Linked DNA regions of Homo sapiens: region 2 is linked to region 1. Evidence: chromatin loops called from intact Hi-C (ENCODE). Cell type or tissue: stomach. All regions are shown on one strand. Each heading gives the region's core, and the rest is flanking DNA. Links, peaks and the distances in the headings are about the cores only.

Region 1 (2,912 bases), core at 262-2,761:
AGTTTTGAGGTAGGGCATAGATCTTTCAGCACGAAGGACAGCGCCCGTCCTTCTGGTCCCCATGCCTCTGTTTCGTTTGCTTCCGCCAATAGCTATGGGCCAACCCACCAGACTCGCCCCAGCCCTCCTCCCTCCTGACAGTAACTGCTGTTTGTTTTGCCTAGTTGGGGGGTGAGGTATTTCGCCCACTGCTCTTCTCTCCGGTAGGAATTTGAACTAAGAGTGGCCGTGGTTGTCATTCGGCTCTAAACAACATTTGAAACCTATATTTTTGTTTATGTCTTTCACTCTTCCTTTAATCTTTTATCATTCCTGGGGGAGGATTCTTGGGATAATGGGGGTGGAAAAAAGATATCCTCTCCGGGGACTCGAACCGGTGATGAGGGGTGGCCCGGAAGGGAGTGGTGTCCGCCCAGCTGTTTCGATTGTATTTGAAGCGCTTTGAAGAAATGGGAACGCGGCGCTCAAAGGCAGAAGAAGGAGGGGGCGATATGCGACCCCTCCAGTCTCTCTCCGGCATTAGGGATTTGCGAGCTTGCAGCCCCGGCTACTCCACCCTGTCTGCCGAGGATAACGTTTCCTTAGGTCAACCACCGCTGGGACTTGGGAACACGACCCTCCGCCCACAATGCCCTTTATTCCTTTCCCCGTCGTGGGTGGGTGGGGGATTGTTTAAAGATATTCCAACCGGATTTGGGGCCAAGCCTTTTCTGCAAAGGGAAAAACGGGTGAGTAGGAGGAGCGTGAGGCGTTGAAGGAGCGCCCAAACGGGCTGCGGGGAGATCTTCACGCCTAAAACGTGGTCAGTCAAGGTGAGTAGACAGGACACGTCAATTTTTTTTGACGCAATTAGAATTTTTAGCCTCCAGGAAACGTAATTTAGAGCCATGGTATTGGTTCGTTTCAGCTGGCTCCTTAAAATCTATTTTAAGTGTCTAATTTATGACCAGAAAGGAAAAAAAAAATGGCAGTGCTCACCGGTTAAACGTCTGTCTCCCGAGACGAGAACTGGGGGAAGCGTTACTTAACCTTTCATTCTGCTTAAGTCGGAGCTAAGGTCCATTTGCTGTTTTTGTACTTTAAAGATAGTTCCCTGAATTATTCTGGACTTTTTTGAAGGATCATAGCTAAATCCACACCCCCATCCCAACAGACCACACAACACTCACAGCTGGGAGGCAGGAAAATGTTAAAAGGGTGAGAGGGGGTGGGAGGGGTGACAGCAGAATGCTGGAAGGCTGGAGAGGACTCTAGGAATTACAGCCACTTTTTCTAAAGAAGAGAGCTGGATTCTTCGGATAACTGGCAAATGGTCCTTCCCCCTTGATAGTCAGAAGATGAAAATATTCTAATACAAATAAATGAATCAAGGAGGACAGGGTGATTTGTGTTTGGGCAAATCTCCTTGTGCAAATCTTGAAACGTCCAATTCTTGCTATTCTAAACTCGAAGACAGAATGACCACCAGGTGGCAATAGATTACAATTTCTGAGAAGAAACAACAGGCCTCCCAAGGGAGCAGTTCTTCAAGGAAGAATGCAGGCTCATACTCATCCCTGCCAAATTTCACAAAGCAGGGCCTTTTCAAATGGTCAGAAGTGCTCTGGAAGTGACCTGAAACACCTAGGGTAGTGCGTCTCTTTGGTGAAAGACTAGGGGGTGCATGGCATCTGTTTTTTTCCCACCTAGCTGTGTCTCAAATGTAGTGAACCTGTGAATATTAGGCAAGAAACTGATTCACTGCAAAACTGGAAACCAAGGAAATACAGTTCTGGATTGTAATTCTGATGGGGAGCTTTAAAGGTATATCTGTGTCTTCTGATCTCAACAAAAACCAAGGCGAAATCAGTCCTTCCCCAAAAGGGTGGGATGCAAAAAGGAGGATTTCCCACCTGAGATGCTTTAGTGAAATACAGAATTCATGGGAGACTGAGGAGAGTAATATTTTATTCATTTCTTTTAGTGTAAAAGCTCTTGGACTACTTAAAATAACAGATATTTAGTCCCCATTTTCAAACATAGGTATCTGGGACTGTTGTTTGTGAAAAGGTTCTGGAAAGTTCTGACTTAGTTGTGGCGAATCTAATAACTTAAACTTCTATTCCAGGCCAGGTTTCTTCCCCTAATCCTGACCAGTTACTCAGGGGAGGAAACTGGAACTTTAACAGAAGGGGTGCATGATTGATTGCCGTTCCCATTAGGCCCCACCTTCAACATTGGGGGTCACATTTCAGCACGAGATTAGAGAGGACAAACATCCAAACTATATCAAATATTGTGACAATAGCTGACGAATACACTCTCCTATACCAAGAAGGGCAACGGGGACTGTGTGCGGTGGTTCACGCCTGTAATCCCTGCACTTTAGGAGGCCGAGGCAGGCAGATCTCTTGAGGCCAGGAGTTCGAGACTAGCCTGGGCAACATGGAGAAACCCAATCTCTATTAAACATACAAAAATTAGCCAGTTATGGTGCTGCACGACCTGGAATCCCAGCTACTTGGGAGTCTGAGGCACGAGAATCATGTGAAGTCGGGAGGCAGAGGTTGCAGGGAGCCAAGATCGTGCCACTGCACTCCAGCCTGAGCAACAGAGTGAGACTCTTGCCTCAAAAAAAAAAAAAAAAAAAAAAAAAGCCAACGCAGGCGCAAGGTGGAACTCAGGGTAAAGTCTGACATAGGCTGCCCAGAATTGCTTACTGTGGGCCCAGTCTGGCCAACAGTGGTGGTGCTGGGGTCTGTGGGGGACATTAGAGAACTCTCTCTATATATCTCGGTCTCTCTTGCGGTCTCTCTCTCTTTAGCAACACGACTAATAATTATCCTCATAGAGGAAGGAAATAAGTCTCAGGGAAATTGTGTGGTGTGTTTATTGTATGAATTCTCAGTTAATTATCACCTGAGGTCTTCTGT
Region 2 (2,912 bases), core at 119-2,618, 450 kb after region 1:
AGTGCATTACTCAGTTAGGCAGGTCTATGGTTATCAATCAGAGGAGAATAGTCAGTATTTGCTAAAAGACAAAAATCCCCAAGAAGGTAGGATGGAGAGCTTTTGAACAGGAAGCTGAGTCTCCCTTTGAAATGAGTAACGGGAATAGAGTCTGTGTAAAAAGCAAGAGACCACATGGCTACTGGACGACAGGGCAGCTGCCATCTTGCCAGAGATCCTGGGGCAAGGTTGGAAAGATAAACAAGTGAGCCTGATCTTTAGACAAAGCTGTCAGCACCAAAGGTCCACAGTAAGCTCAAGTGAAGGTAGGACGGAAATGGAAAGGGAAGAACATTGCATTTCCTGAAGCCTGACACTGGGCAGGAAACTTGGGGATAAAGAACATCTACTTTTCTCACCCAGAGAAGACTCAAAGAAAGTAAAGAAGGTGACAAAAGAAAACATATAGGGTGGTGGTTTGAAGCCAAAATATCACATCTCTGAGCAAATGGGACAGAATCTACCTCTAGAGTTAAGACGTGTGCACCAGTGTGGCTGGAGAAAGTCCCTATGCAAAAACAAGGCCCAGGATCAGAGACCCCCAGTAAGGCAGAGAGCTGCAATATGTAACCCTGTAATGCCCCAGGGTTGCAGCCTCAGTGAAACCTGTCAACCAGGAACCTCTTTACCCTCTATCTCTAAGCCCTTGGTCAATATGAAATAGTTTGAAAAGCCCAGACTAACTGACTATGTTCTTAGGGAAGGAGATGTGGTAACAAAAATTCTAGATCCTCAAGCCCTGCTTGTCTGGGGACAAGTGGAGAGCCACAGTGAGGAGGAACAGAGGAAAGGAGACTATACTATAGACAAAAGGCAGAATCAGTCTGGGAGGAGGAAAAAGAGAGAGAGATGTAAAAGTGCTAAACAAATGACATGAAGTTAGAAGGGCCAAGTGAACCAGGCCAGAGCCAAGTAGCAGGTCAAGATGGGGCACAGATTCAAGGTAAAGAGAGGTATCTCCAAGAAAAAGTCACTGAAGGCATACTGACCGAGTTGGCTGTTTTATTCTTGTTCTTGGCACCTCCTTCTTATGTTTAAGCTACGCTTTCAAACTGTCCTACGGCATTTGACAAAGAATGGGGATAAGGTTGCCCTCTGCTGGACACAGTGGCAGCCAAGAAGATGTCAATTTTGTGTCCGAGAATTAAGGCAGTCTTAAGGATTGTTAACTGGTGGCCCCAAGTCATCACCTTCTCCCTCCTCCTGGCTTTCTTTTTTCTTTGGTTGAGTTTTTATAAAAAGCACCTTGCAATTAACCAGATATTTCTCCAGGCAACTCCACCCATGTGACACAGTCAGGGCACAGATAAACACAGCCCCAGCAACTAGCTTATCAGATTGTTAGTCTATGTTCAAATGCCACCCTTTAGTTCAAAGGGCTGGAGAAGGTGTGGTCCCTGGGAGATCACACCTTAAATGGTTAGAAAGGTTATTGTGGGGAATAAATGAGTTAATTCATGTCTAGTATTTGGTATATAGCGAACAATTGATAAATGTCAGCTCCCTGGGCCAGACACTGTACTAGTTGCTGGGTATACAGTCAGTCAGTCCATTGGAGGAAGATAGCTGTGGTACACCTATTGATAATTAGCAGTATGAGTGCTACATAAGTGTCTTACTCCATTTTGCACTGCTCTATCAGATGACCTAAGACTGGGTAATTTATAAAGAACAGAAATGTACTTTCTCACAGTTCTGACGGCTGAGAATTCCAAGATCAAGCCTCCAGCAGGTTCAGTTGTCTGGTGAGGGCTGCTCTCTACTTCCAAGATGGCTCCTTCAGAGGAGAGGAATGCTGTGTCTTCACACAGTGGAAGGCCAAAAGGCAAGAAGAGACTAACTGCCTCTCCTTCAAGCCTGTTTATCCAGTACTTAATCCTTAATCCCATTCACCACGGAGAGGCTCTCATGACCTAACGACCTCTTAAAGAACCCACCTCTTAATACTATCACAAAGCCAGCACCTGAATTTTGGAGGAGACACATTCAAACCACAGCAACAAGGAAATGTTAATGTGCAATGGCTCCCTCAGTTAGATTTTAATAATACTGTGCTCATTAGTTAGCTACTTTCTCTCAGTTGATTCCTACCACTGAGGACAAATTTCTGTTTGATAGTAGATGCCCTGATCAGAACTTTCAAAGTTCTGAGGGGAAGGGAATTTCTGGGGTCTGGCAATTCAGCAAAAGCAAAGAGCTTTGGCATTTTCAAGTTCATGCCTTTGGGTAATTTTTTTAATGTCTGGCTCATTTCTTTGATTCGAAAATCAATTTCCATTTTGACAAACAGTCATGGTCTGCTTCTTAGTCCAGGCTTAAATGCCCAGGGACACATGAATTGTATTTCTTCCCATGATCCTACTTGCCACCCTTCCCTGAATTAAATCCACAATTCTCATTTGTATGCATTCTTCTCCCTACAAGGAGAAGGAATAGAGAGTACCCAGCCATCCTCTAACAGAAATGAACAATCTGTTCCACAGTGCATGATCATTACATGCTCAGGACTATACCAGAACTGGGGTTGGGGCTAAGAGAGTGCAAATCAAACAGAAGACATTATATTCATCCACAAGAAACTTATCAGCTTCTGGGGTAATACCAAACTTACACATATGAAAGATTTAGAGAATCAGATGAGATTGATTTCATTGATTCATTCAAAAACTTACTAGGTATTTACTGTGAATGGTGCCACAGCAAATGCCTAGGGAAAACAATGCCTGGAATGAGACATTTGCTTTCATGGGATTTAGAAAGAAGTATTAGAATAGACATGGACATAAATAATAATAATTTAAGGCTGAAAAGTATAAGCACTAGAATAGCGCAGACGAAGTAAATAATTCTAACTAGGAGCAAGAGTTTCACAT

What was found. A loop is a pair of places that touch in the nucleus more often than their neighbours do. Peaks named below come from ENCODE experiments on the same cell type or tissue, not always from the same donor. Only the 100,000 strongest peaks of a DNase experiment are listed, where the experiment ranks them.
Region 2: a loop joins it to region 1, with 3 times the contacts of the local background. A loop is called at or near these places in 95 of 110 quality-filtered maps.

The regions. Positions count from the first base shown.
Region 1 is chr2:170,811,489-170,814,400 of GRCh38, reverse strand. It overlaps a transcript of GAD1 not described here. Among named protein-coding and RNA genes, the nearest start is that of GAD1, 3.9 kb to the left of the region's middle. In stomach, for the core only: CTCF peaks have their summits at 1,256 and 1,456 (motif pointing right); a DNase peak (open chromatin) is centred at 1,480; H3K27me3 peaks cover 1,521 bases.
Region 2 is chr2:170,359,736-170,362,647 of GRCh38, reverse strand. The region is part of intron 8 of MYO3B (myosin IIIB); the gene reads right to left. Among named protein-coding and RNA genes, the nearest start is that of MYO3B-AS1, 10 kb to the right of the region's middle. In stomach, for the core only: a CTCF peak has its summit at 1,149 (motif pointing left); a DNase peak (open chromatin) is centred at 1,127; H3K27me3 peaks cover 723 bases.